Linked DNA regions of Homo sapiens: region 2 is linked to region 1. The links are chromatin loops, found by intact Hi-C in ENCODE. Cell type or tissue: HepG2. All regions are shown on one strand. Each heading gives the region's core, and the rest is flanking DNA. Links, peaks and the distances in the headings are about the cores only.

Evidence for each region. Peaks named below come from ENCODE experiments on the same cell type or tissue, not always from the same donor. Only the 100,000 strongest peaks of a DNase experiment are listed, where the experiment ranks them.
Region 2: it touches region 1 in a loop (7-fold over the local background); 40 of 110 quality-filtered maps call a loop at or near these places.

The regions. Positions count from the first base shown.
Region 1 is chr12:44,007,647-44,023,125 of GRCh38, reverse strand. All of the region lies in intron 3 of TMEM117 (transmembrane protein 117), which reads right to left. It also overlaps the pseudogene ZNF75BP. Among named protein-coding and RNA genes, the nearest start is that of TMEM117, 180 kb to the right of the region's middle. In HepG2, for the core only: a CTCF peak has its summit at 7,574 (motif pointing left); a DNase peak (open chromatin) is centred at 7,585.
Region 2 is chr12:44,940,424-44,955,902 of GRCh38, reverse strand. No RefSeq gene overlaps it. Among named protein-coding and RNA genes, the nearest start is that of NELL2, 72 kb to the right of the region's middle. RefSeq lists an enhancer at 7,055-7,254. In HepG2, for the core only: a CTCF peak has its summit at 7,002 (motif pointing right); a DNase peak (open chromatin) is centred at 7,032.

The sequences.
Region 1 (15,479 bases), core at 3,025-11,024:
AAACTGGAAATCATCATTCCCACTGGATTTTAGGGAACTAAGTCACCTTGTTTTCATGCAAGGGCAGTCTTTGCTTTTTTCTGTTAAGAGGGCTGGGTTCATCTGTGTAACATGAATAAAAGCACTCGGCATCATGTTGAAGCCACTGAACTGGAGTCTGATAATTGATCTGCTTCCTTTATTTGCAGTTTTTGATTAGACGCCAGACCTCATTGATGTAATCCACTGTCTGGAAATTAAATTAAAATGAAACCTCCTTGTTTTCCTTTTAAATTCATCTCTGTACTTGGGTAGTATTTTTTTGGTTTAAGTATAATATGTGTGAAGTCTATATCTATGTGAATCATGAGAAAGGAACATACAACAATTATTTTGATGATTTGGGGAAACTTTTATTGCTGAGTGTTATCCCTTCCTAATATTTCACACTTTTCACATCAATACAAAATTACTGCCTAAAGACTTGATGGCTTTTTTAAAACTGAATATCACCCCCTCCTCAACATCATCCTTCTTTATTATGCTCACATTCCTCATGACACCTGTAAATGCTTTAGATGACACTTGTACTTCATTTTACTATTGAAGCACACACATAATATGCATGTCTATGCATTAGAAACATTTAAAGGAGACATCTTTTCATTCTTAGAGTAACCACATGAATGAGGTAGTATTGTTATCCTCATTTGACGGTTAAAACAACAAGTTCAAAAAGGTTCCCCTTTGGACGCCCAAGTCATGAGGCCAGAATTTCAAAGGAGAGTTCACTCTCTTAATTACACTGTTTTAATTACATTGTTTTACAGCCTTTCTGTCACCTTTGTATTGTAGTTTGGTCAATAAAAATAATTATAGGTAGTATCATCATTATTTTACAGCTCAGAGAGGCTAAATGGCTTGTCTAAGTTCACACAGCTAATGAGTAATCAAGGCTCAAACTCAAGGCTTCTGACTTTAAGTCCTTTAGTGTTTCACTAAATAATGTTGTCTTTAATGTTCACATAAAAACAGGAACCAAATTACAATTTCATACTATGAAGGAACAATTTTTAATGCATCCTTCATGTAGATTTATTTTCTTCATGCCAAGGCAGAAACAAACCTACCTGGCTTATTATTTTTAAATAACATACTCATAGATATATATTACACATATGTGGTAAGTTCAAGGATTTGGGGGTTGACCACAGAAAAGGCAAGACCCCAAGAGGCACTACCACAGAGCATGCTTTATTGCAACTTATGGTTGCATGAGAGAGGAAGTTCCTCCCAGCAAGAGTACTTCCAGAGACAGTGGCAGGTGGTCACTACTCAGAAGGAGAATAGGGCAAGGGATCTCCAGGGGAGGAGAACTTGGAGAGGTGGCTTACATGCCTATGTTAGGGCATTCAGCAGCAAACTATTTGGGTTAGAGGGATCAAAGGGCAGCAGGGTTTCATGTCTTTATTGCTGGAGTTTGTCTTATCTGTGGTTAGCAGATGCTGGGTGCAGATTCACAAGCTATGTAAAACAGGCAAGCTCTAAGTGTCTAAAAATATGCTTATTTGGGCTATATTTAAAGCAACTGGATGTGTAAGAATTTGAGTTTGGTTCTAGCTAACCACCCTAGCCTGCTATGAAGAAGTAAACAACGCAGAGGCCAAATCAAGCTAATACACCAGGGCCTTCTTTAGCCCGTTCTATAACACTATACACAGGAACATGGATGAGGCTGGAGGCTATTATCCTTAGAAAACTAATGCAGAAACAGAAAGCCAGATCGCACGTTCTCACTTACAAGTGGGAACTAAATAATAAGAACTTATGAACAGAAAGAAGGAAACAGCAGACACTAACTAGGTTCTATTTGAGGGTGGAGGATGGGAGGAGAAAGAGGAGCAGAAAAGATAACTATTTGGTACTGGGCTTAATACCTGGGTGATGAAATAATCTGTACAACAAACCCCCGTGACATGAGTTTACCTATGTAACAACCCATCACATGTACCCCCGATCCTAAAATAAGTTTATTTACGTATATACACACACAAATCTCTCAACTACTGACTGAATTTCAGGTAATCTGTGAGACAGTGAAAAACAATAGTTAAATCCATGAGTTTTCCTCCTCTTTATATTTTTAACAAACTACTTCATTACCCTGATTTCACACTACAAGCAGAAAGAAATAAATGCCTGGGTTTTGCAAGCCCTATAGTTATTATCATCAAACTCAGCTAGCACCACAAATCATGGTATATGTTATTTGCTTAACCAACTGATGTATAAACTGGATCTTGGATTTTGCCATTTCTATGTATTGTAGCCTCTATTCTGTCTTTAGCATGTTCTCCAAATGACGTGTAGATTGTGGGCTGAGTTCTGGCTGCTAGCTATTTCTGGCAAACTGTTGACTCCTTAAAATATGTATAAAATACCCTATCAAGAACTACAGAATGTTTATGGAATCATTGAAATTTACATAAAAAATCCCTAGCCCTAGGTTTAAATCAGCATTCATAGCCTTAGTGCATGCCCAAAGTTTTCAACATATTTGCTTAAATACTCACATAAAACTTTAGGGTTAAAAGGCACAAATGATAATGTTAGGGAAGTCCTTTAAATTCGTAGATCAGAATAAATGATGTCCCAGGGACACAAAAGTAGATGACAGTAACAATACACGAGAAGTCAGGAATCTTGGCTCAAACTGAGTTCTTGAACTATGCCATGCTACCACTTTATAAATCCTTCACAGTTGGTCTTTGACCAAGAGAATACATCGAAGGTGGATAGTAAGAGGCATAACCACTGCCCCATGTAGTACTTTTAGAATGCTGACCCTTGTCAGATAGGGCTCCATATAGTAAAAAAGACATAAAATAACTGTGAGGGAATAATGATCCACTGACAACAATATCTGGATACTGCTAACACAGACCATATTATTTTCATTGAAAGAGTTATTTCTTTTATTAAAGATATCATAGACCTGATCATTGAATTTGACCAAAAAACCTGGGATTTTTTAATCCTGGTTTGTTCTGAATTTAAAATTTATTTTTAATATGCACAATTATTAGAAATTTCTAAGAAAACACCATTACTGACTAAACCATTCCCTATGCTACACAGAGGTAGTAGGAGGAAGAATGTCTATTTGCTGAGTGTTTTTAACAACCAGATTCTATTACAAAATATGAACAAACAGACCTTTCATTCTGTTTAAAAGAGCTTTTTTCTCAAATTGGGGATTGTCATATGTGGAATGAGGAAAAATCAAAGAAGTTTGGGGGGATTCATTACTCACGTTCATAGAGCCTTTATTAGAATGCTTCCAAAACTTTCTAGAGACAGAATTCCATCTTTTGATAATTAAGAATAAAAGGAAGGACTTCCACATATCTATGTAATATTAAAGGCACCAACTGCATAGTTTATAATCTACACATATTTACACTGATTAATGAACCTGCCAACTAGAATAAATGAAAATTAATCAGAAATTACATTTATGAAATAACATTACATAAAACTTGAAATAATGAGCACATTAAACTTATTTGCCTAAATGTCTTTATCCAGAAGAAGAAGAAAGAGGAAGATGAGGAGGAAGAGGAGAGAAATGTATAGAGAAGAGAGCCCCAGATCAGGAAGCTAAAGATCTGAAACCTGGTCCTACTTCCAGTGCTTATTAATGGTGCAGATTTGAATGAGCCAGTACCCTCCTGAAGCCTCTGTTTCTCCCTCTGCCACTCTGTCAGGGCTGCTGTAAGTGAGCGTTTCTGTGAAACTACAATGGGTCTCCTGGGGAGTGAGAATTGACTGTGACTAGTCTTTTCAGGGAAGTGCGCAACCTGCTCTACAGGACTTGCCTGAGATGGTCTTTGTCTCAGGATTTTGTGTGCATCATATCCTGGGAAAATGATGGTCTGGTCACACTAGATGGCTGCCATTCATCATAAAGCCCCACCCCAGACAACATTCTTTCATACAAAAACACAACTAAACAAGCAAAAAACTCTATAGGCAATTTGAATACATAAATCTCCTCCTTCCCTGGCCTCTGCCCAGAGCTGAGAACCACTGACTTAGGTGAAGTCCACTTAGGGTTGAGTGCAGCTACAAGAGTAGAGTTAATCGGCTGGGCACAGTGGCTCATGCCTGTAATCCCAACACTTTGAGAGGCTGAGGCAGGCGGATCAAGACCATCCTGGCCAACACGGTGAAACCCCATCTCTACTAAAAATACAAACATTAGCTAGGTGTGGTGGTGTGTGCCTGTAATTCCAGCTACTCGGGAGGCTGAGGCAGGAGAATTGCTTTAACCTGGGAAGCGGAGGTTGCAGTGAGCCAAGATTGCGCCACTGCACTCCAGACTGGCGACAGAGCAAGACTTCTTCTAAAAAAAAAAAAAAGAAAGAAAAAGAAAAAAAGAAAAATAAAAACAGTAGAGTTAATTATCAAGAGTACTTTCTGGATAAAATATTGATAAGGTCCTAGGAGTTGCTTAAGACATACTATGTGGTTTAAGGAATTCATAATAGCAGAAGTCTCCATTTATGTAACAACCAATGGAATAAACAGTGCAAAAAGTTAGTTTCATAATCTAAGAAATGTACCATTTTTATTAAAACAATTGTCTCTAAATTACTTTGGCCATTTCTAATTAAAATTACTTCAAATGTGTTTCATCTAATATAGTGTAGAGATTTTACATGTTTTTATTGCATGCTTAGAACACTTGCAAATTCAGTAGGTCTAAAATATAATTTTGACCTTTCCTTAAAGCATACATATCATTATCAAATCATCTGAAAGAAAATCTGAAGCATAAAAAAGGAGAAAAAAATGAATTTTTGAACGAAAGAGTCCTTTTTTCATTCAATCAGCAAAAATTCACTTTTGCCTTTTGTAACCATTTTGGAAATCTAGTTGACTAACTAGAGTTAGTTCAATTCTCCACATTTTTATGTTTCTTATCTAATTTCAAGACAAAGGCAGAAAAAGGTTGTGTCTGGGCACAGCTGCAACACACAGCATGAAATGAACCCCAGCAGAGTGGCCTAGTCACCAAGAGCAGCCAGCACATACCAAATTGGGAGTGATCAATGCATGATGTACCAACTAGAGAGTCTAATTAAATAACAGTGGTTAATTACTAATTAGTATGTGACTTATGTAGACAGAAGTACTTAGACTTGTCAGATGTTAAAAAGAACATTGAAAAAAATCAAAACTCTGTCATTTCAATGATCTATTTAAAAATGATGCATTAGAGGTTTTTTCTGCTATCATTTGCCTAGCCAAAACACACATTGAAGAACCTGTTTTCTCTTTCTAAAACAGATGTCCTTATTCTATTTAAATAATAACATTACCTTTGATGTCATGAAAGACTATAAAGCCTAAAATGTTATAATATTTTGAAGTGGTGGAGAGGGTAACATAGTGTCTAATATCCATTTAAACACCAGTATATTTGAAATATATCATTATTAATCAGCTGGATATATTTTGTTCTTACTTCTTACATGCTTATCAAGTGCATACTTAGAAAGCCCTGGTTTCAACTAAAAACCCCTCTAAGTTAGCCAACCCAGTGACAAGCACTCAGAATACACAAATCTATTTTCCAAGTGATTCATGGTCCCTAGTCTTTGGGGTAAGAGGAGGGCCAGCAGATCCTTGCTTTTAGAAATCATATAAGATTTCTTTCCACAACTGTGAGACTTGGTGGGTTTGGGGTTTTTCCTTTTTTGGCATCTATAGAAAAAAATACCATCTGTCTCATCACCAAAAAAAAAAAAAAAAAAAGGAAAGAAAGAAAAGGAAAAGCTTGATATGGCATAGTGATGCCAACCTTTACTTTCAATTATTTATCACCTAAAACACACACACACACACACAGAAGGCTTCATAAATAATGCTTTCTCCTTTTGTGAAAAGTGTAGGTGGAAATACTACATGTATCCTGCTAAATGAGCAGATCAGATTGATGCTCATCTTTACTAAACATTATTTTTTCACAACCTCACCAAAAATCAAAGTAATCATACCTTTCCCATCTCCTTGGTGATAGTGACACATTTGCCACCTTAAAACAAAAACCCATAAACAAAAGATAACACTCTAAAATCCATGACACATTTGCCTGAAAGGAGGCTTAAGGATGGAGGGACTATTATATAATTTATCAATTTATATCTGTGGCCAGAATAACACTCATCAGAATAATCAAGGATACTTAATTAAAATGCACTTTTCTGAGTCCCACCTAACACCTCACAGAATCTGTATTTTTGGCAGGCACCCAGGTGATACTGATGCAACCTAAATTATAAAGGTGGTTTGTGGGGCTCAGGGTACTCTCCCAATACTTTGCATCATCCACAAACCTTCAGGCACTCTGTTCACCATTGACCTCTGCCTACATTCCCATTAGCTCGTAAAAGATGAAAGAAAACTGTGACTTTGTATTTCCACTAAAGAATAAAGGGAAGTGTGGCAAGAAATCAGGGCAAATTAACTGTCAAGTCATGTATTGTTTCCCATCTAGTTTAAAACACTCATTGATTGAAATGTAGACTTACGTAGTGAAAGCCCTAGAGAAAAAAAATTAAATAATCCCAAAACAGTAATTAAGTTAGACGGAAGAAAGCTGAAGAAAGAAAGAGGAAAGGGGAACCATTCCTAGGGCAGGTGGGACACAGGGAGAAAGGGAGACTCTGCTGTGGCCATAGGGATGGTCCCGTTTCCACCTGGGAGGTGAACTGAGTGAATTCCCAAAGTTAGGTCTGCAAGCAAACAGTGCTAAATTACCCTTGCTAGCTTGGAACTAGGAGGAATGGCTTCACCCAGAGGCTGGGACTGGCTGGATATCTGGATGCCTTTAAAGAAAAGGGAAAGAAGCCAAACATGCCACTGAACAGCACCAGGAGGAGAAGCAGCAGTAGTGAGAGGTAGTGGACATAAGAACAAAGCAGCCAGGTGGGGTTCAGGGGAGGCAGAACCGTATGAACCCCACTCCACTAAAAACTGAAGGGAGTTGGGAGGAGGGGGTAGTGCTATCAATCCATTCAACGGGGGTGACCCACAGATTAACAGTTTATTCCTGGGTATTTTGTTTTATTCTTGTTTTTGAGACACAGAGATTGCAACTCTGTAATATTTCCAAGCTAGTGGGTTTTTGTAATTAAGCCAGTTCACACCAAAATAAAACTCTCTACATCAAAATTTTCTTAAATCCCATTATATCTAAATGAGTTGTATAGTCTTATTTGTTGTTTGGTAAATCCCATTATATCTCAATGAGGTGTATAATATTTGTTTTTGTTATTGTTGCTTCCCTTCACATAACAAACAAATCTGTGTCATATATATATTTAACAGACTATTAGAGGTCAACTTGGGAAATTGTTATACTACTACTTATTTTATTGTTTCTATTAGGAAAATACACTCTGAATCCTGAATTCCGAAGAGTTAATTTATAAGCACATTTTTGGACCAGTACATGTCGGTAATTGAGGACTTCCTGTACAACTAAATTCTGGCAAGTTCTAGCTCCTATAGGTATCTTTGCTACAAATGCTTATCCACAGTGCCCTCTAGCGATTTTAATTCTCATTTCAACATGGACAAAAAAAAATTTGAGCAAAAGCTTTTCCATCTTATGAGATGAACATATGCATGTAAGTCTCAGAATCATACAATCCAAAAATTTTAAGTCCAAAAAATACCAAGAAATCTTATTTGAGTATATTATAGATATATATATTCAAAAATCACTGATCACCATGACACAAAAGAAATATGTTCTTCATGGAATCGATAAATAAAAGCCTTCCTGGGTTTTGTTCTTTTTCAGTTAAGAATATCAATATGGATACAATGACTGACTTAAGACTTCTAATTTAAATTTTCTTTTTCACTTATTTTTTTAAGTCCAGCATCCCCTCTTTTAGATGATACACTGTTCTTGGACAGATCTTGTAGACAGTACGAGTAATAACAGCCAAAGAGGAAAAAAATTTCCTATGGTAACTACATCATCTGTGTCTCAAATCTCTGAGTTATATATTATTACTGTAGCCACCATTTTTTTTTTCTGAACCAAGTTTGCTAAGGTTTTTCAGGTGCCTCTCAACAAATAAAATCTCCTAAGTGAGGCCAATCATAGAAATTACAGCAGGCTTGTGCTGTTCTCAGGCTAGATGCAAGGTAGTGTGCCTTAAAGCTTAATTAAATGATATTATTTTCACATACCGATCACAGTATTTCACAGAACATAGAAAAAAAACGGTACAACAAATAGAGGCTATAAGGAAAGATCAGAGTAAGGAGAACAAAGAAAATGAAGGAAGAAAGAAAGAAAAGTGTCAACATAAAAGCACAACACCAAGGGGAAAAAATAGCAGTAACCAACAGATGGGAGATACCAGTGTTCATTTTCCTTGCTACATCTAGGTGATTAACCATATAGTACAAGAGAGTACACCACCTGTGGAATTGGGTAGTGTAACGTATCTTTTGATTATGCATAGATCTACTTATACTTAACAAATAATAGGAGGTTAGGAAGTTTGGAATAAAACAATGCAGTGGTTTTCAAAGTGTTATCCCAGATTTAGGAGCATCAGCATCACCTGGGAACATGTTAGAAATTCTCAGGACATACCCCAGCTATTTCTACCTCGGGCTCATATCCTCTCTGGAAGCAGACACTTCATGTTAGGTTATGAGAAACTCAGCTCCTCAGGCACCTGGCCTACAGTCATCAGCTTCATCTTTCAATCTCATCTTATCCCCCTCATCCTAACCCCAAGGCCTCATCAGGTCTGCTGAGGGAGCATGTCCATACCACCCTCAGTGACAAAGATAAAATGATTCTGTTATTCTCTGCACCACAGTGGGGTGACTGGAACTCTGCAAGGTTGCCATGGCCCGTCTACCTGCAATGGCCTATCTACCTAGAGCCAGTTCAGCTCTATTGCTTTTGTGCTGTGGGGGACAGGGGGACTTCTGAATACGGCTTCCCACTGCCCAGGCTTCACCGTGAAAAGGACACAAGTCTTTCCTTCTCTAGTCCACAGTTGTATCTGAGGTGTCTATTGTTCTCCCTATGCCCCTCCCCTGAAAGTTTGTTAGGTTTCAAACCCTTTTTCAACTTCCAGTATCCACTCCAACATGTCAGGAGTTTAGAAGTTGCCACTCCATCCTAACAGCAAGCAAACAGCTGAGTGATCTGAAAAATCAACAACTCTTCTTAGATCTGTCAGTGAAGTGAAGTCTTAGGGCAAACCCTACACCACAAATTGGAGAGACAGACAGGCAAATACAGAGAATCACAACTTACCAAAGGAGGAATTCATGAGCAGAAACCTCTTCAGGAACCAATGCTGAGGTACATAAATCTGAGCTGCAATTGATAAACTGATGGAGGCTCGGTGTGGACAAGTCTGAGAGCTAAAACCTCCAGGGAACCCAGCCACGGAGGACCCTCACCCTTCTGTGAGTCTTATCTCCAGGCCCTCACAGCGACTATCAGAGAAAAATTCCCCTGTACTTTCAGCAGTGGGGAAGGAAGAGGAACCATTTGAAATATGAAAGAAAGGATATTCTGTTCTTTGCAAGGCCTGCCCTCCAGACCCTAACCTCTTGGAATTTTATCAGAGCCTAACCTACCTGGGGGAAGGGAAATACCTAACTCCAGACCACCCTAGCCATCATATCCAGCCTAAGTTGGGGAAAAACTGTGAAGCACTGGTGAAGTTCAGAGCCCAGGGCCACAAGCTCATTAAAAGTCTGAGACCTAGACTGGGCGCGGTGACTTACACCTGTAATCCCAGCGCTTTGGGAGGCTGCAGGCTGATCACTTGACCTCAGGAGTTCGAGACCAACCTGGGCAACATGGCGAAACCCCATCTCTACAAAAAATACAAACATTAGCTAGGGTGTGGTGGTGTGAGCCTGTAGACCCAGCTACTTTGGAGGCTGAGGCGGAAGGATCGCTTAAGGCTGGGAGGTTAAGGCAGCGGCAGCAAGCCCTGTTCACGCCATTACTGGACATGAGCTTGGGTGACAAAGTGAGACCCTGTCTAAAAAAAAAAAAAGCAAGAAAGAAAGAGAAAAAAGAAAAAAAGTGTGATACCTAATCAGAGGAGTACAAAAGACTTCCCCTCCCCCCACACCCTACCACTGCATCACTGAAGGCCTATTTAGTGCACTTCTTTCTACCCAGTACATCATGTCCTCCTTTCAACAAGAAATTACAAGGAAAACAATTATAAAGCAAAAACCCCAGTTTGAAAAAACTGAACTGGTATCAGAACCAGAGTCCCATATGCCAGGAATGTTGGAATTGTCAGACCAGGAATGTTTAAAAACTATCGTTAATATGCTAAGGGCTTTTATCGAAAAAAATAACTTGCAAGAACAGATGGATAACATAAGCAGAAAGATGAAATTCTAAGAAAGGATTTTTTTTAAATGCTACAGATCAAAACAAGTGGATCAGAAATGAAGAATGCTTTTGATGGGCTCATTAATAGATTGGACATGACTGAGGAAAAAAATATCGGAACTTTTATTTTTGAGAATATGTCAATAGAAATCTCCAAAACTAAAAAGCAAAGAGGAAAAAAAAAGAAAATAAAAAGGAATATATAAGAACCGTGGGTTAACCATGAAAGGTATAACTGTGTAATGGGAATATCAGAAAAAGAAGCAACAGAAAAAAAAAAAACAAAAACAGAAACAATATTTGAAGCAACAATGACTGAGAATTTTTCCAAATTAATGTTAGACAACAAACCACAGCTCCACGATGCTCACAGAACACCAGGCAGAACAAGTACCAAAAAAAGCACATAACACCTGGGCAAATTGTATTCAAACTGCAGAAAATCAAAGATAAGGAAAAAAATCTTAAAAGAAAACCAGAGGGAAAAAAACACCTTACATATAAAGGAAAAAAGATAAGAAATATATCCAACTTCCCCTCAGAAACCACGCAATAAAAAGAGACTGGGGTGAAATACAGTGTCCCCCTTATCCATGGTTTTGCTTTCCACGATTTCAGTTGCCCTCTGTCAACAGTGGTCTGAAAATATTAAATGAAAAATTCTACAAATAAATAATTCATAAGTTTTAAACTATGCACCATTCTAAGTAGTGTGAAGAAATCTCACACCATCCCATTCCATCCCTCCTGGGAAGTGAATCATCTCTTTGTCCAGTGTATATATGTTTATATGCTATAAATGTATATAGTCACTTAATAGTCTTCTCACTTATCAGAGAACAGACAACAAAACGAAGTTTGGTATAACACCATAAGATATTCTGAGAGAGAAACTATGTTTACATAACTTTTATTACAGTATATTGTTGTAATTATTCTATTTCATTAATATTATTAATATCTTACTATGCCTAACTTATAAAATAAACTTGGTCATACATATGTATGTATGTATGTATAGTAAGGAATATAGTTATATTACTCTATTTTCATGCTGCTGATAAAGGCATACTCAAGACTAGGATGAAAAAGAGGTTTAATTAAGTTACAATTCCACATGGCTGGGGAGGCCTCACAATCATGACGGAAGGCAAGGAGAAGCAAGTCACGTCTTACATGGATGGGAGCAGGCAAACAGAGAGAGCTTGTGCAGGAGACCTCCTCTTTATCAAACCATCAGATCTCATGACATTTATTCACTATCACAGGAGCAGCAACAGAAAGACCTCCATGTATGATTCAATTACTTCCACTTGGAATGAGAATTGTGGGAGTTACAATTCAAGATGAGATTTGAGTGGGACACAGCCAAACCATAACAATAGTATATACAGGGCTTGGTACTATCCTCAGTTTCAAGCATCCGCTAGAAGTCTTAGAATGTATCCCCTACAGATAGGAGGGACTATTGTAATAAAGGGTTGAGAGAAAGGAACTCTTTTTTCTAGAAAAAAACCTAGAATTCTGTACCCTCTGAAATTATTCTTCAAAAGTGAAAGAAAAATAAAGACTTTCTTAAGCAAGAAAAAAATGAGAAAATTTGTTGCTAGTAGACCTATCTTGCAGGAAATGTTAGAAAAAAGTTCTTCAGAGACAAGGGAAATGATATAGGTCAAAACTTCCAATCTTCATGAAGGAGAGCATTGTGAAGGAACAAATGAAGGTAAAATAAAGACTTTTGTTTCTGTTATTCTTAATTGCTCTGACAATTTGTTCAAAATAACAAGAGCAAAAATGTATCTGATTATGTATGCTCATGTGTATATGTTTAGATACAGTTTTGTATAAGTAAAATGAATGATAGCAATTATACAAGGGATGAGAGGGAGGAATTAGGAGTATCTTATTATAAGGTACATGCACTACCCATCAAGTGGTACAGTGTTATTGGAAAAGGGACTTGGATTACTTATAAATGTATATTGTAAACTCTAGGACAAACACCTAAAAAGGTAAGAAAACAAGCATGGTAATATTCTAAGGAGAGAATATAAAATCATATAAAATAATTTAAACCACAAAAGGCAGCAAAAGTGTGGAACACAAAAACAGAAGCAAAGAACAAGCGCAATAAAGAGAAAATAGACAGACGTCGACCGAGGAATAGTGAATCTGGGTAAGGTCTCTGGGAGGTGGAGGGATAGAATGGGAAAACTGGTCTTCCAGGGCCCCTTCCAAGGCTCCGAAAATCTTGGAGCTTCACTTGCCAGGCATAGTGCGCTTTCCTGACACCGCTTCCCCATGTGGCGCAGGAACAGAGCTTCAATACCCAGAGCAGCAGGGAGACATGGCAACAGAGGGTAGTCAAGCTGAGAAAGAGGAAAGTGGCCTCCAGGGAAGCCAGAGCTTACTGAAGTGCTCTTAGGAAGATCTACTCATTGATATTGTACCAAACCTGATGCACCCTCATTTGTCAGAGGTGGCCCCAGGTGGGTGTCAGTGTCACACACAGGGTTAAAACTGTTCCTAGAGCAAACAATGATGAGAGAGCTGAAGGCAGATGCATACTTGAACCCCCAGATGGGGGCTATGTGGGAGACTAATGGGTCTGTGAGAGAGAACTCCAGTCCCAGTAAGAAGTACACCACATAAATAGAGTATCTCGGCCTGAGGGCACTCACAGGCACTTCCAGACCTTCTGATACGATGAAGCAACTGGAACGCCAGAGGCTATCAGCCTACTTCAGAAATTATGCTATCAGTGATTGAGGCCAGAGATCCACCCAAAAGAGTAGATCTTGGAAATATTGATGTTAGAGCAGTTCCTGACCATTTTGCACAAGGATACCCAGAACTGGGTGCAGAAGCATCATCCACAGAATGTCAAAACAGGCTCTGGTCTTGGTGAAACGCTTGCAGAGAGAACCTGGTCAAACAAAGAATAAGGTCACAGCCCATGAGCTGGGAGAGAAGGCAGTGCTCCTGGGAGGAACAGCAGTGACCCCAGACTTCAAGTATAAACCAGCGGAGCCCTAACCAAAGCGAGTGTTCCAGAAGGAATGTTGGAATATATACTGGGTACTACAAGAACAGCTAGGCTGGAATACTCACAAAGAAACCCAGCCTGTATATGAAAGAGTCTTGTATGCTCAACAGGTTTTAGCCTGTGCTGAGCAGAAAAGCACCAAAGACTGGAAGATGGCATCTCAGCTCATCCTGCCTGAGTCCCAGAGTTTGCTGACATTTGAAGAAGTGGTTGTGTATTTTTCTGAGGAAGAATGTCAATTATTGCATCCTCCTGAGAAGACTTTATGATGTTGTAATGCAGAGTATCTGTGAAGCTGTCATCTCTCTAGGGTTAAAGCTAAAATATGACACTGGAAATGATCATCCTGTATCGGTTTCTGCATCAGAAATACAAATGCTAGGATGCAAAATATCAAAACAGACCAGAATGAAATTGTCCAGAAAACAACAGGCAGGGAAAATCATGGTGATATACACAAGGTACAGAAACAGCACTGAGCTTTTCCAAGGAAGTAAAGAAACTTGCCACTTGTAAACAAGAGCTTCCAAAACTTATGTGTCTTCATGGGAAACACCACACAGGAGAGAAACCTTTTAAATGTCAGGAATGTGGGAAAAGCTTCAGTTAGCTCTGATCTTATTAAGTACCAGAGAATTCACACTAAACAGAAGACCTATAAGCGTCACCAATGTGACACAAGGTTTAGATGGAGTTCAGATCTTAATACGCACTACATGACACATCAAAGAGTAAAACCATATAGATGCTCATGGTGCGGGAAATGCTTTAGTCATGACACAAATCTACACACATACCAAATAATTCATATGGGAGAGAAGTCCTTTAAATGTCATGAATGTGGAAAAAGATTCATTCAGAACTTCCACCTTATTAAACACCAGAGAACCCACACAGGTGAACTGCCTTATACTTGTATCATATGCAGAAGAAACTTTAGTAGGTGGTTGAACCGTCTTAGACACCAGAAAAGCCACAGAAGAAGGAAGGCATGTTTAATGTCGCTAAACTGAGAGTTACCACATAGAGCTTCACCTTAGAAGTGATGAAAGAATACAAAATTATGAGGCACTCGATGATAGCAATCTGTCATCAACAGAACATTTGGGAGGGATAGATCTTACGCTTCAGAAAAAGGAATCTAAGCTGTCTTATTCAGCATTTCATCTTCAGTGCCTAGCACAAGACTTATACATAACGAGTATCTTATAAACAAAAAAAATGAAAGTATAGCTATGAGATATCTTTACCTATCTATCTATATGTATGTATCTGGTTATTCGAAGCTTCCCCAGCCCCAGTCATCTAAATTCTTCCAGTATCAGGTGTTTGACAGATATATAACAGTCAAGACTCATTCTTTATTCTTTGTCAGGAGAGAGGGAAAGTAAGAGTATTTGGGCCCTCTCAAGGGAGCTCACAGAGAATTACTAAGTTAGAAACAGTATTAACAGCTATCATTCAATCTGGGAGGCAGTCTTGGTCCTCATCCAGGTATCTGTTTCTTTGTAGGAAGCACAGATAAGTGGTGAATGGTCTTTTTCTGACTTTCATTATGTAGACTGGATGGAGGCTTTCAAACTGGTGCCATACTGCTGCAGGGCCTAAGGGGAGGCCTGTATTTATGGCTGATCAGCTACAACTCTATTAGTCCATTTTCATGCTGGTGATAGAGACATAACCGAGACTGGGTAATTTATATGGGAAAAAGGGTTTAGTGGACTTACAGTTCCACGTGGCTGGGGAGGCCTCACAATCATGGCAGAAGACAAGGTGGAGCAAGTCATGACTTACATGGATGGCAGTAGACAAAAAGAGAGAGCTTATGCAGGGGAACTCCTCTTTACAAAACCATCAGATCTCATGAGACTTATTCACTATCACGAGAACAGCACCAGAAATACTAGCCCCCATGATTCAATTACCTCCCACTGGGTCCCTCCCACTACACATGGGAATTGTAGGAGTTACAATTCAAGATGAGAT
Region 2 (15,479 bases), core at 3,208-11,207, 930 kb before region 1:
TCCTGAATGGTAATGCCTAGGTTATCTTCTAGGGTTTTTATGGTTTTAGGTCTAACGTTTAAATCTTTAATCCATCTTGAATTGATTTTTGTGTAAGGTGTAAGGAAGGGATCCAGTTTCAGCTTTCTACATATGGCTAGCCAGTTTTCCCAGCACCATTTATTAAATAGGGAATCCTTTCCCCATTGCTTGATTTTCTCAAGTTTGTCAAAGATCAGATAGTTGTAGATATGTGGCGTTATTTCTGAGGGCTCTGTTCTGTTCCATTGATCTATATCTCTGCTTTGGTACCAGTACCATGCTGTTTTGGTTACTGTAGCCTTGTAGCATAGTTTGAAGTCAGGTAGTGTGATGCCTCCAGCTTTGTTCTTTTGGCTTAGGATTGACTTGGCGATGCGGGCTCTTTTTTGGTTCCATATGAACTTTAAAGTAGTTTTTTCCAATTCTGTGAAGAAAGTCATTGGTAGCTTGATGGGGATGGCATTGAATCTGTAAATTACCTTGGACAGCATGGCCATTTTCACGATATTGATTCTTCCTACCCATGAGCATGGAATGTTCTTCCATTTGTTTGTATCCTCTTTTATTTCCTTGAGCAGTGGTTTGTAGTTCTCCTTGAAGAGGTCCTTCACATCCCTTGTAAGTTGGATTCCTAGGTATTTTATTCTCTTTGAAGCAATTGTGAATGGGAGTTCACTCATGATTTGGCTCTCTGTTTGTATGTTGTTGGTGTATGAGAATGCTTGTGATTTTTGTACATTGATTTTGTATCCTGAGACTTTGCTGAAGTTGCTTATCAGCTTAAGGAGATTTTGGGCTGAGACAATGGGGTTTTCTAGATATACAATCATGTCGTCTGCAAACAGGGACAATTTGACTTCCTCTTTTCCTAATTGAATGCCCTTTATTTCCTTCTCCTGCCTAATTGCCCTGGCCAGAACTTCCAACACTATGTTGAATAGGAGTGGTGAGAGAGGGCATCCCTGTCTTGTGCCAGTTTTCAAAGGGAATACTTCCAGTTTTTGCCCATTCAGTATGATATTGGCTGTGGGTGTGTCATAGATAGCTCTTATTATTTTGAAATACGTCCCATCAATACCTAATTTATTGAGAGTTTTTAGCATGAAGGGTTGTTGAATTTTGTCAAAGGCTTTTTCTGCATCTATTGAGATAATCATGTGGTTTTTGTCTTTGGCTCTGTTTATATGCTGGATTACATTTATTGATTTGCGTATATTGAACCAGCCTTGCATCCCAGGGATGAAGCCCACTTGATCATGGTGGATAAGCTTTTTGATGTGCTGCTGGATTCAGTTTGCCAGTATTTTATTGAGGATTTTTGCATCAATGTTCATCAAGGATATTGGTCTAAAATTCTCTTTTTTGGTTGTGTCTCTGCCTGGCTTTGGTATCAGAATGATGCTGGCCTCATAAAATGAGTTAGGGAGGATTCCCTCTTTTTCTATTGATTGGAATAGTTTCAGAAGGAATGGTACCAGTTCCTCCTTGTACCTCTGGTAGAATTCGGCTGTGAATCCATCTGGTCCTGGACTGTTTTTGGTTGGTAAACTATTGATTATTGCCACAATTTCAGCTCCTGTTATTGGTCTATTCAGAGATTCAACTTCTTCCTGGTTTAGTCTTGGGAGAGTGTATGTGTCGAGGAATTTATCCATTTCTTCTAGATTTTCTAGTTTATTTGCATAGAGGTGTTTGTAGTATTCTCTGATGGTAGTTTGTATTTCTGTGGGATCGGTGGTGATATCCCCTTTATCATTTTTTATTGTGTCTATTTGATTCTTCTCTCTTTTTTTCTTTATTACTCTTGCTAGCAGTCTATCAATTTTGTTGATCCTTTCAAAAAACCAGCTCCTGGATTCATTGATTTTTTGAAGGGTTTTTTGTGTCTCTATTTCCTTCAGTTCTGCTCTGATTTTAGTTATTTCTTGCCTTCTGCTAGCTTTTGAATGTGTTTGCCCTTGCTTTTCTAGTTCTTTTAATTGTGATGTTAGGGTGTCAATTTTGGATCTTTCCTGCTTTCTCTTGTGGGCATTTAGTGCTATAAATTTCCCTCTACACACTGCTTTGAATGTGTCCCAGAGATTCTGGTATGTTGTGTCTTTGTTCTCGTTGGTTTCAAAGAACATCTTTATTTCTGCCTTCATTTCGTTATGTACCCAGTAGTCATTCAGGAGCAGGTTGTTTAGTTTCCATGTAGTTGAGCGGTTTTGAGTGAGATTCTTAATCCTGAGTTCTAGTTTGATTGCACTGTGGTCTGAGAGATAGTTTGTTATAATTTCTGTTCTTTTACATTTGCTGAGGAGAGCTTTACTTCCAAGTATGTTGTCAATTTTGGAATAGGTGTGGTGTGGTGCTGAAAAAAATGTATATTCTGTTGATTTGGGGTGGAGAGTTCTGTAGACGTCTATTAGGTCCGCTTGGTGCAGAGCTGAGTTCAATTCCTGGGTATCCTTGTTGACTTTCTGTCTCGTTGATCTGTCTAATGTTGACAGTGGGGTGTTAAAGTCTCCCATTATTAATGTGTGGGAGTCTAAGTCTCTTTGTAGGTCACTCAGGACTTGCTTTATGAATCTGGGTGCTCCTGTATTGGGTGCATATATATTTAGGATAGTTAGCTCCTCTTGTTGAATTGATCCCTTTACCATTATGTAATGGCCTTCTTTGTCTCTTTTGATCTTTGTTGGTTTAAAGTCTGTTTTATCAGAGACTAGGATTGCAACCCCTGCCTTTTTTTGTTTTCCATTTGCTTGGTAGATCTTCCTCCATCCTTTTATTTTGAGCCTATGTGTGTCTCTGCCCGTGAGATGGGTTTCCTGAATACAGCACACTGATGGGTCTTGACTCTTTATCCAACTTGCCAGTCTGTGTCTTTTAACTGGAGCATTTAGTCCATTTACATTTAAAGTTAATATTGTTATGTGTGAATTTGATCCTGTCATTATGGTGTTAGCTGGTGATTTTGCTCGTTAGTTGATGCAGTTTCTTCCTAGTCTCGATGGTCTTTACATTTTGGCATGATTTTGCAGCGGCTGGTACCGGTTGTTCCTTTCCATGTTTAGCGCTTCCTTCAGGAGCTCTTTTAGGGCAGGCCTGGTGGTGACAAAATCTCTCAGCATTTGCTTGTCTGTAAAGGTTTTTATTTCTCCTTCACTTATGAAGCTTAGTTTGGCTGGATATGAAATTCTGGGTTGAAAATTCTTTTCTTTAAGAATGTTGAATATTGGCCCCCACTCTCTTCTGGCTTGTAGGGTTTCTGCCGAGAGATCCGCTGTTAGTCTGATGGGCTTCCCTTTGTGGGTAACCCGACCTTTCTCTCTGGCTGCCCTTAACATTTTTTCCTTCATTTCAACTTTGGTGAATCTGACAATTATGTGTCTTGGAGTTGCTCTTCTCGAGGAGTATCTTTGTGGCGTTCTCTGTATTTCCTGAATCTGAACGTTGGCCTGCCTTGCTAGATTGGGGAAGTTCTCCTGGATAATATCCTGCAGAGTGTTTTCCAACTTGGTTCCATTCTCCCTGTCACTTTCAGGTACACCAATCAGACGTAGATTTGGTCTTTTCACATAGTCCCATATTTCTTGGAGGCTTTGCTCATTTCTTTTTATTCTTTTTTCTCTAAACTTCCCTTCTCGCTTCATTTCATTCATTTCATCTTCCATTGCTGATACCCTTTCTTCCAGTTGATCGCATCAGCTCCTGAGGCTTCCGCATTCTTCACGTAGTTCTCGAGCCTTGGTTTTCAGCTCCATCAGCTCCTTTAAGCACTTCTCTGTATTGGTTATTCTAGTTATACATTCTTCTAAATTTTTTTCAAAGTTTTCAACTTCTTTGCATTTGGTTTGAATGTCCTCCCATAGCTCAGAGTAATTTGATCGTCTGAAGCCTTCTTCTCTCAGCTCGTCAAAGTCATTCTCCATCCAGCTTTGTTCCGTTGCTGGTGAGGAACTGCGTTCCTTTGGAGGAGGAGAGGCGCTCTGTGTTTTAGAGTTTCCAGTTTTTCTGTTCTGTTTTTTCCCCATCTTTGTGGTTTTATCTACTTTTGGTCTTTGATGATGGTGATGTACAGATGGGTTTTCGGTGTGGATGTCCTTTCTGTTTGTTAGTTTTCCTTCTAACAGACAGGACCCTCAGCTGCAGGTCTGTTGGAATACCCTGCCATGTGAGGTGTCAGTGTGCCCCTGCTGGGGGGTGCCTCCCAGTTAGGCTGCTCGGGGGTCAGGGGTCAGGGACCCACTTGAGGCAGTCTGCCTGTTCTCAGATCTCCAGCTGCGTGCTGGGAGAACCACTGCTCTCTTCAAAGCTGTCAGACAGGGACATTTCAGTCTGCAGAGGTTACTGCTGTCTTTTTGTTTGTCTGTGCCCTGCCCCCAGAGGTGGAGCCTACAGAGGCAGGCAGGCCTCCTTGAGCTATGGTGGGCTCCACCCAGTTCGAGCTTCCTGGCTGCTTCGTTTACCTAAGCAAGCCTGGGCAATGGCGGGCGCCCCTCCCCCAGCCTCGCTGCCGCCTTGCAGTTTGATCTCAGACTGCTGTGCTAGCAATCAGCGAGACTCCGTGGGCGTAGGACCCTCCGAGCCAGGTGTGGGATATAGTCTCGTGGTGCGCAGTTTTTTAAGCCGGTCTGAAAAGCGCAATATTCGGGTGGGAGTGACCCGATTTTCCAGATGCTGTCTGTCACCCCTTTCTTTGACTCGGAAAGGGAACTCCCTGACCCCTTGCGCTTCCCAGGTGAGGCAATGCCTCGCCCTGCTTGGGCTCGCGCACGGTGCGTGCACCCACTGGCCTGTGCCCACTGTCTGGCACTCCCTAGTGAGATGAACCCGGTACCTCAGATGGAAATGCAGAAATCACCCGTCTTCTGCGTCGCTCACGCTGGGAGCTGTAGACCGGAGCTGTTCCTATTCGGCCATCTTGGCTCCTCCTCCGACACATTTCTAATAAGGTCTGAATTCTGTTATGAACCGTTTAGTATTCCTTGCAATTCTTGGGCCACTAAATAATTCCCCCTTTCTTGCTATCTGGAGATACATACTCTTGGTTATGAGGCATTCCAGAGGAGAAAACAGATGGATCAGCTGAAATCCATCGTTATTACAGGAAAAAAACCCCAAGTGCACAACTCTAAGTATGTGTTCTCCTACGGAGAGACTAGACAAAAGCCACCACATTAGTTAAAAATTGTGCATTAACTACTTTTTAAATTAGAGGATGAAGAACTCTTTTTAGAGTCATTTCTGAGTATTTATGGGTTTTTTTCTTTGATGACAGTGTTAATTAACAGAAACTAACTAATGGAATTAACTGACCCTATTTCTATAGCCACATCCTCTGTTAGGAATCTGAGTGCTAGTTCAGTGACTCCAGACAATAACTCTAGCCCTTATATATTCTGATTAAAGGTGCAGTCATAACTATCAGCTCTTTTGAGAGATTTTGAGGAACAATCTGAGGCTAAGTTGTAATATTTGTGAGTGAGGCCTGGGGAAAATGTACTGTAATGAGACCTAAAGTTTAAAACCCAAGCTGAGGGTGTAATAGTTTAAATACAGGATGAAGTCAGTTCAAGGGACTAATGCAATGACGTGGGACAGAAGAAACTTCTTGGGGGCAGCATCAGGTGGGATTAGAATAATTAAATAGGGAGCTGTATGTATATGCTGTTGAGATGTTTAACAGATGGAGCCTGAGGAGCAGGACCAATACTACCAACAAAGACCAATACCAAGGGAAAGGGATACAGGGGTTAGTTAAGTAGGCTGGCCCCTCCAACTCTATCTGCTCCTCAGTCTGCTGATTCTGGCAACTGTAATTCTGGATGAGGCTCTCAACACCTTGAGGAACCAAAGGTACCAGACAGGCAGGTGAGAGCTCCATTTAGATATACTGGCTACACCTGGTAGGGGGTTAGATCGGGAGGCTATAGGCCTCCCTATAGGCTGATGTTCATGAGAACAATTAATATTTATGTCCAATACAAAATATAGCAGGTTTGGAAGCAGCAGAATCTTCTAGGGCATCATGTTTCACTACATAAGGCTGTTATTGATCTGTGGAGTCTGTGTAGCTATTGACAGAGATGTTAGATTTTACTAAAGGTAGCTGGGGACAGTAATGAATGATACCACCCAGAGTCCCAGATATTCCAATTGTATTAGGTTAAAAACTAAAAGTACAACTTCCTCTTTTGAATCCATTCTAATTTTAAAGTACCTTCTGATACCAAGTACTTTGCATTTTCCAGATGAGGAAACATAAGCTTACAGGGATTAAATATATGGCCTTAATCATCCTCTCATGCTAATAAATGGCAAATTGGATTTGAATACAAGTTGGTCTGATCCCAAAGCCTGTATATATTCTGTTTCCTCATTCTGATATGTAGCTTTCCTTCTTCAGGGAGACCTAGTTCTTTGGACATGCGTGAAAAACTAGAAATCTAGGTAGAAAGGTTATCAGCATACCAGGCATCAGTAACCCCGATGGCATCTTCATCTGGCTCCAAATATCTGAGGTCTGTTCCCTACATTAATAGTTTTTTTTGTTGTTGTTGTTTGTTTTTTGACAACGGAGTCTCGTTCTGTCGCCAGGCTGGAGTGCAGTGACAGGATCTCGGCTCGGCTCACTGCAACCTCTGCCTCCCGAGTTCAAGTGATTGTCCTGCCTCAGCCTCCCAAGTAGCTGGGACTAAAGGCACATGCCACCATGCTCAGCTAATTTTTGTATTTTTAGTAGAGACGGGGTTTCACCATGTGGGCCGGGATGGTCTCGATCTGTTGACCTCGTGATCCATCCGCCTCGGCCTTCCAAAGTGCTGGGATTACAGGCGTGAGCCGCCACTCCTGGCCCATTAATAGTCTTTTAGCGTCAGCATCCACTGCTGTTTGGTGTGTGCAGCCTGTAAACCTCAGAACATCCCTGGAGCCCTTTCCTTTCACGGCCTCCAGAGGGCAGCCTGCCGCAACGGTGCTCCCGATCCCCCTAGTGGTCACTAGGAAGCTCCAACCTTCACTCGGAGATCAACGTTCCCAGGAACATTCTCAAAGCCCCGCGGATGTTGCCCAGGGAAGCAAGGGTGTGTGACACCACCTAGAGTCGCCTTCATAGCTTCCCTTTAGGTGCTCCTGGGGAATGTCCATTAGCACCACCCCAACTCAAGATGACTTCTCAAACCTGCCAGTTGTACAGTGTTGGATACTACAGGGTAGATTCTGTCACTAAATTTCAGGAAGAATATAACAGGTATCTAGAGGATGTGGCAGCAAGTCCAAACTTTATTTTTGTACGTCCCTCAAAATGCACAGGGTGGCTTATTTAAATTATCTCCCAGAAGCAGCTCTGGATGTCTTATATTTCCCCAAGGTAAATATTTAAATAACTCTTGTAACAATCTTAAGTTACGTGGGATACTGTATTTGTAATTTTTCTGGGATCTATTTTTTTGTTCTATTTATACGGTATATTTAAATAACATTGGCAAACCCTATGCAGTCTAATGCAGGAATGCTATCAGCTTTTTTCGTGATTTAATATAATCATGATGACATATTACAGCAGTTATTTCCTTGTTATTCATATTTTTTTATTTTATTAATTATTATTTTTTTTGAAACGGAGTCTCACTCTGTCTCCCAGGCTGGAGTGCAGTGGCGTGATATCAGTTCACTGCAGCCTCTGCCTCCAGGGTTCAAGTGATTCTCCTGCCTCAGCCTCCCGAGTAGCCGAGATTACAGGCAGCCGCCACCATGCCTGGCTAATTTTTGTATTTTTAGTAGAGATGAGGTTTCACCATGTTGGCTAGTCTGCTCTCGAACTCCTGACCTCGGGTGATCCACCCACTTCAGCATCCCAAAGTGCTGGGATTATAGGCATGAGCCACTGTGCCCGGCCCCTTGTTATTAATTTAAATAACAACTGTAGATTAATTATTTTAAAATATAAATATGTGGCATCTGTATTGAAATATACAAATATTTTAACATGTATATTTTGGTTATTAAATATAGATACCAAGTATATATCTATTTCATAGCCTCTACTGGAGTTTATCAATATTGTTTTATTATTATATTTAAAATAGAGCAACATATTTTAAAAATAGTTGTTGCCTTAAAATAATTGCAATAGAAAAGACTTTGTCAATATGTCTTTATGGGAAAAGATCCAGATTTTAATAAAATAGGAAATAACCCTTTCATCAGACATATTCTATTGAACACCACTTAATTATAAACAAATCAAAGCAAATTTGATTTGTTGAGAAAATACTTACAGGGTAACTCAGTACAGTGTCAAGTGCTGTATAAAATGAAAATAGGAATATGACATGATTTCTATCCCCAAAGTTCTGGGGGATGAGTAAAGGCAAGTTCCTAAATAACTTTTAATGAAGACTTAACAGTTGAAATCCCATTATCTCAGCAAAACAAAAGCAAACTAACAATCTAATAAAAATGAGAAAATTACCAATTTAAATAATGTTGACAATACTGCCCATCATTCCTTTTAATGATTGCCTGGAGTGAGCATGACAATGGAGATGCGAACCTGTGGTTTCCTCAGTTTGTCTCTGTTCTGAAGTGCAAGTATATCCACTGAGCTGAGTGATTCTAGTTTTTAAAGATATACATATATGCATTTTTCATGTAAAGTGTACCCTAAAAGCAAGCCAACTACTTCACCTGGTGCTCAACCAAAGAAACAGGAATCTGTTCCAATGCTGGAGGAAAAACTGGCTGTGCCAAACCAACTTGCGGTCTCCAGGGGAGTGCCTGTCGAAGGACTTTTCCAGGGTAATTTTGATTATGTATGATTTTCTCGTTTCTGATTTTAGAATCTAAGAGGTTTGACTCTATTGTAAGATAAGTATTACCAGAGAAATACAAGCAGCTTAGAGGGGTTTGGTTGCCAGGTTAGGTAGTTTGACTTTAGTTTGCTATATGGTAGGAGGCTGCTAAAGGTTACTGAATAAGAAATGTCATAATACTGGGTTTTAGAATATTTATTTGGCAGTAATATCCTGGACAGACTGGATGGTGGAAAAACCAGAGGCAAAGAGGCAATTAAGAAGCCATTATAATATAATTGTAGGCGTGAAGAAGAGGGGATGATTATCAGACCTAGGGTGGAGATAGAAAAAGTTAACCATTCTAACTGACTAGAGTAGATTAAAAACAGAGGTTTTTAGTTTGGGTGACCATGAGATTGGTGGCTTCTTTAACCAGAATTAGAGAAATCAGGAGAATAACTGGTTTTGGTTAGGAAGATGAGTGTGATTTTTGTTGGAGTGTGAGGTGACTGACTGTAAGGCATCCAGGTGGAGATGCCTTTAGCAATGGGTTGGAACTGCAGGAAAGAATTCTCAAAATGTTAGGTTTTGAGGTACATTCTGTTTAGGAATGGCTCTTGAAATCATGAGAATAGACACTTGGCTAATAAAAGTCAGCCTTGTAGAAAGAAGGGAGGGAAAGTGCAAGTGTAGGTTCTTGGGGATTACTGGCCTTTGGAGCCTGGAGGAAGAAAAGAAGCCACTAAGTGACCAAAGAAAGAACATTCAGGAAAACTATTCAGGGCAAGAATATATTAAAAAGAGAGGTGTCATTGTGTTGCTAAAAGTTCAAGAATTATATGAAAAATAATGAACTAATTTTGGAGGTAGAAAGTAAAAGAACTTAATAGGAGAGTAAGATAAGAGATATTATTTTAAAGTGGACAGGAGTTAGATAATTTCAGGGAGAAGAGATAGCAAATGGTTTGAAACGTTACTGAAATTCCAAGGAGGGATGGAAACTGAGTTTAGAGAGCTGGGCATTTAAACCTGAGCTTAGGATATATGGCATATTAAGTAGTTTTTTTCTGGATTATAAACTTGTGCGAGACTAACACATGTGTAAAAATCATACACATTTAGTTACGTAGTTCATTCTGAATATGGTGAAAATAATAAAAGGATAGGAAATTGGGATTTTCTCATAAATGACAGGGATTTTAAACTTGTGCGAGACTAACACATGTGTAAAAATCATACACATTTAGTTACGTAGTTCATTCTGAATATGGTGAAAATAATAAAAGGATAGGAAATTGGGATTTTCTCATAAATGACTATGCAAATAGTCATTTGGTAACCTCCTAAGAGAGTGTGGGCTGAAGTCAGGTTCAATCCAAGATGTGATTTGGAGTTAAAAAAATATAGACTTTGCTTTCGAGAAGTTTAGTGATAAGAGCAAGGAGAGAGAAGGGTGTGGTTACAAGGCAGGAAAGACCTGGAAGATGGCTTAGACTAGCCTGATGGTCTCATTGCACCATCTGGATAATTTTTTAGTGAATCTTTTGTGTATTTTTTCAGCCTTTTTCTTTGCATGTGTTATTTTGAAATCACTTAATATGATACACATTTTGTAAATGTCCAGCTTAAGAAATGGAAAAGTGTCATACAGCATTTAATGCCATGTGAATATAGAAATATACAGAAACTACTTTTAATGCATAATCTGAGTGAAGAGTTTCCACAAGGGTTTAAATCAAATAAGATGGTTTCCATAACTCCTAAATAACTTCTAAAGTATCTTTAAGGTTACTGCTGCCTATGAAATACTGTGATTCTCCCTCCATACTCTAGACCCAGAAGTCTTTGAATTAGCGGAGTGGAAGATGTGGACCCTTCTATGGCAGAATATTTCTCATTATAGGATGATACTGCAGTACCACGCCTATCCTTTCCCGAGTGCCAACACTTTTTCTGTGAGAAAAGACTTTCTTACCTGAGTGATTTTTTCCTATTGGGTGCATTCAAGTATTTACAATACTTATTGGTAAAACAGAATTAGCTATAGCTTTTAGAGCATATTAGATTTAGCGAGACAAGAAACATAATCATTACCCTTTAGGAATCAAGGTAGCACAAAATGTGAGGAAAATGTTTTGGAAATATTTGCTTCAAACTAATCAGCTAATGTTAACAAAGCATTCTATTCTGAGAAGAGGAATTACAAATATAATAGTAGTACCTACCGCATGACAGTTTTTTAGAGTTAAAATTCATAACATCCATATCTCACAAGGCCTGGAGATAGAGCAGGTATAATCTTTTCATTGCCATATCCAGAAAATGTCTCATTTTTCTTCATCTTTCAAAATCCCTAGCTCATGGAGGCCCAGAATGTGGGACTTTCAGTGTTAAAACCAAGAAAGTTATCTGTAAATTGGGAAGAGTTGGAATATCTATTTGGAGCAAAGCCGCTGGACTATGCTTATCCTTCCATCCTGTAGTAATCTACAAAGCTCCTCATTTGGTGAAGATGTTAACACCTGACTTCTTTCTTTCTTTCCATGACTACCTTTGGTATATATACATATATATATAAAGTACATTCAATGGATTTTGTTTTAAGTCTCTTGACCTTTTCTTTTCTTTATTTCTTTTTTTTTTTTTTTTTTGATGGGGTCTCACTCTGTTGCCCAGGCTGGAGTGCAGTGGTGTGACCTTGGCTCACTGACACCCCCGTCTCCCAGGTTCAAGTGATTCTCCTGCCTCAGCCTCCCAAGTAGCTGGGATTACAGGTGTGGGCCACCATGCCTGTCTAATTTTTTGTATTTTTAGTAGGGGTGGGGTTTTACCATTTGGCCAGGTTGGTCTCGAACTTCTGACCTCAGGTGATGGGCCCGCCTTGGCCTCCCAGATTTTTGGGATTACAGGGGTGAGCCACCACGCATGGCCTTGTGACCTTTTCCATTACAATCTTTTCATGCCTCATCTCACCCCCTGACCTTAGCTGCCAATCATCATGGTAAAACTTTATACTATGTTGTTGTGAATAACTGTACCATACTCAAAATCTCATCTTCTAACATCCAGTCACCAAACACCCCTTCTTCTGTTTTCAGCTAACTGCCTCTATGACAATTGTGGACTACTCTGGGGCTTCTAATCCATTGACTATTACAATTTTTAGTTTCCACTACCCTCTTTTATCCTCACTTCCTCCTTGTCCAGCTTAGATTCCATTGTTTAATTACTTGTAAATGCCCTCAGCTTTTTTGCCTCACTCTCTGCCTTACTCAAATGGCAGAACATCAATACTGGTTAATCCCAAGCACTCACAGAAATGTCACATAGTTTAGTGATTAAGGTTGTGGGTTCTGGACCCACGCTCCTTGAATCCTGAGTCGAACATTTACTAGCCATGTGGCTTGAGTAAGTTTCTTCACTGCTCTGTGCCTCAGTTTCCTCATGTATACCTATCTAATGGAGTTGTTGCGGGCTCAAACGTATTAATATAAAGTAATATAAAAATGAAGTGTTTAGAATAGTGCTTGGCACTTAATAAACATTTAATAAATGTTTACCAAGCTTGCAGTTCATGGTTGGAGAGGAACATCTAACTTAGCTGAGGGATCTCTCTTAATTTTCATGACTGTGTCTCAAGTGGGCCCTTAGTGCCTCTCTGCAGTTGTCAACCACAGTTTCCATTTTCTCACTGAATTATTTTTTCCCTGTCTGAGGTTACTATGTTACACTTTTTCTTATCAAATTTCCAACTTGTATTCCTTGTTCTTCACTCTCTGCTGATGACTTTGCTTCTTATCTTGCTGAGCAAACAGAAGCAATCAGAAGATAATGATATTTTCCCACCACCTAGTCTCTCACATCTGAATATTTCTATTACAGAGGAAGGGTCTCTGTCCCCATGTTAAAAACAATCCCTTTACTTGTGCACTGGATTCCATCTCTTTTCACCTTCTCAAGAATTTGCTGACATAATTATCTCTGTTCTGTCTTGCATAATCACTATATCTCTCTTCTCCCTGCTGTAATGTGCTGTAATATTGATCAAGGGAGAATAGAACCCTCGTTCGCTTTTATGTCCCCTATAGCTACCGATTTATTGACCACCCTTTACAGCCAACCTTAATGTCTCCACGGTCTCAGCCCATATCCTCATGACAAATCGAATCAGGCTTCCACCTTGATGGGATTCACCTTTGAATCTTTAAATATTGACTTTTAAGTAACAGAATGTTCCAGAGCTCAGTCCTTGGCTCTCTTGGGTTTGCTGAAATGACTGGAATTACTAAAATCAGGAGAAGTTAATTTCATAGGTTTAATAAGAGGCAATTAGAACTGTTGAGAAAAAGGGAAAAAGCATTATTTATAAGAAGGGGGAAAACATTTATGATCATTTTTATGCCAAATACTACTTTATATCAGATAATTTAATGCAAGCAATTCACTTATGATAAATTCAGTTCCACAGTATTTTGGGGACTGGCAGTGGTGGAAAGGAGATGGAGAGACTCAAAGAAAAAGAAGAAGAGGTCATGACAACATGGTTCTGAAACTGGTCAGGTTATTATCCTAATTTAAATATGGAAAATCAAGAGCTAAATCAATACAAGAACTAGAACCAGAATTCTTGGTGGTTCCAGGTCTTCTGTTAAGTTATTTGCCTCCCATATTGATATACAGTAAAGAATAAAGTGCGGCTAAATTATACATTTAAAAGGTATTCAAGTGGAAAATTGCTGGAAAGGGTAATAAAATAACAACCACAAAAATACAATTTTCCTTGGCATTTTCAACTTAATTACCTCAGAGCTGCTCAGATTTTCAGCCAGTCATTACTAGGATTTTTGCATTGGTACAATTAGATTTTCTTCTTGGAAACCCATTTTTGATGAAGAACAAACTGGAATATAGATGGATCATTATGTTTTATTATTAAAATTTCAAAGCTTACACTTTGAGAAAACTCATGATATTAAAATACCATAATAAAGTCGCTTAACCACCTTAGAGGTTTTTCTATATAACATCATGATTTGAGCATACTTTGTCTATTTAGATTTGAGTTTTGGTGAATATTGTAAAGGTTAGAAGTTTGGATATGCAGTTTATACTAAACCACTCTAAAAATATAGTGCTAATAATGATAGCTACTTTATTTTGAGCAACTACATACAATTAACTATTTATATCGGCTATAACTTTTATCCCTTACAATGACTTGATGAAGTGGTTTTATCATCCTTCACAGGAAGAAACCAAGATTCAAAGATATTTAATAATTTTTCCTTGGAAATTAGAAACATGCTCACATTCCTCTTACCTCCAAAGGAAAAGGAAAAGGAAACCGTTAAGTGTCAGATACTACTCCTGGATCTTTTGTGTAACTATCTTGTTTAATCCAAAGTAGGAGCTAAGAAATAGATTGTAATACAAGCTTTATAAGAAGCACTTTGTATTCCATGAGTACAAGTCTGAATGGCATTTTAAATTAGAGAGACTTGCAGTATGTTATAGTGACTTCCCCCATTTCAGCATCGCATTTTGTATGTGATACTTGAATCCTTGACCCTACAGAGAACTAAAAGAATTATTTCACATCAAGCTTTTTCCTCTTATCTAGTGACTGCTGAAACATTTCTTCTTTCCAAACCAGTTTATAAAACTGTTGGTCCTCACCTAAAAATAGAGTTGCTGTGAATTAGATTCTTGATCTGTATACATATGGCACAATCATATGAAATAGTTTTTTCCTGGCATACATTTCCTTTTTCAGCATTTAAGCACACAGCAAGTATAGGACATTTTGAACTTTTTATTTAACATTGATTTCTTTAGAGAGCTTTACATCCATTTGTTGTTTAAAAGTTGGTATTTTTGTTTCTTTTTGCAGCCAAACACTTTGATAATATTTTGAGGTAAATGCCTGAAGATGTCCAAAAAAAGTAAAAGTCATAACAGAAATTGGATTTCAAATGGTTCTTTGTTAAGAAATGACTTATAACAAATTCTCTCTCTGTGTTTGCTACTAACTATTCCACAATCAAGTGTTAATGTTTTAGGTAAAAAATAAAGTCAAGGGAGGGGTGTGAGTGGGAGCTAACGGTTGAGAGAGGGCCGAGCATGGTGACTCATACCTGTAATCCCAGCACTTTGGGAGGTCGAGGCAGGGGGATCACTTGAGGTCAGGAGTTCGACAACAGCCTGGCCAACATGGTGAAAGCCTGTCTCTACTAAAAATACAAAAAATAGCCAGGCGTGGTGGTGCGTGCCTGTAATCACAGCTACTCGGGAGGCTGAAGCAGGAGAATCACTTGAACCTGGGAGGCGGAGTTTGCGGCGAGCCAAAATCGCACCATTGCACTCCAGCCTGGGCAACAGAGTAAGGCCCTGTCTCAAAAGACAAACAAACAAACAAACAAGCAAGTTGAGAGGTCAGAAGCAAAGAGGAGAGAATTGAAAACAAATGCACCACACTGGGAGATTTAAGTCATCTTTGTGGGAAATTTTAATTTTTCTCCCTTTATTCTTTTTTGTTCTCTACCATGTTAGCAAGCTGCCTCTTTAGATTTTTATTTAAAGAAAGATTTTTTTTTAGAAAAAAAATCACACCAAGTTTCCACCTACAAATAAAAACATAGATATAAGATGGAGATAATTTTTCTTTTATCTGTTGCC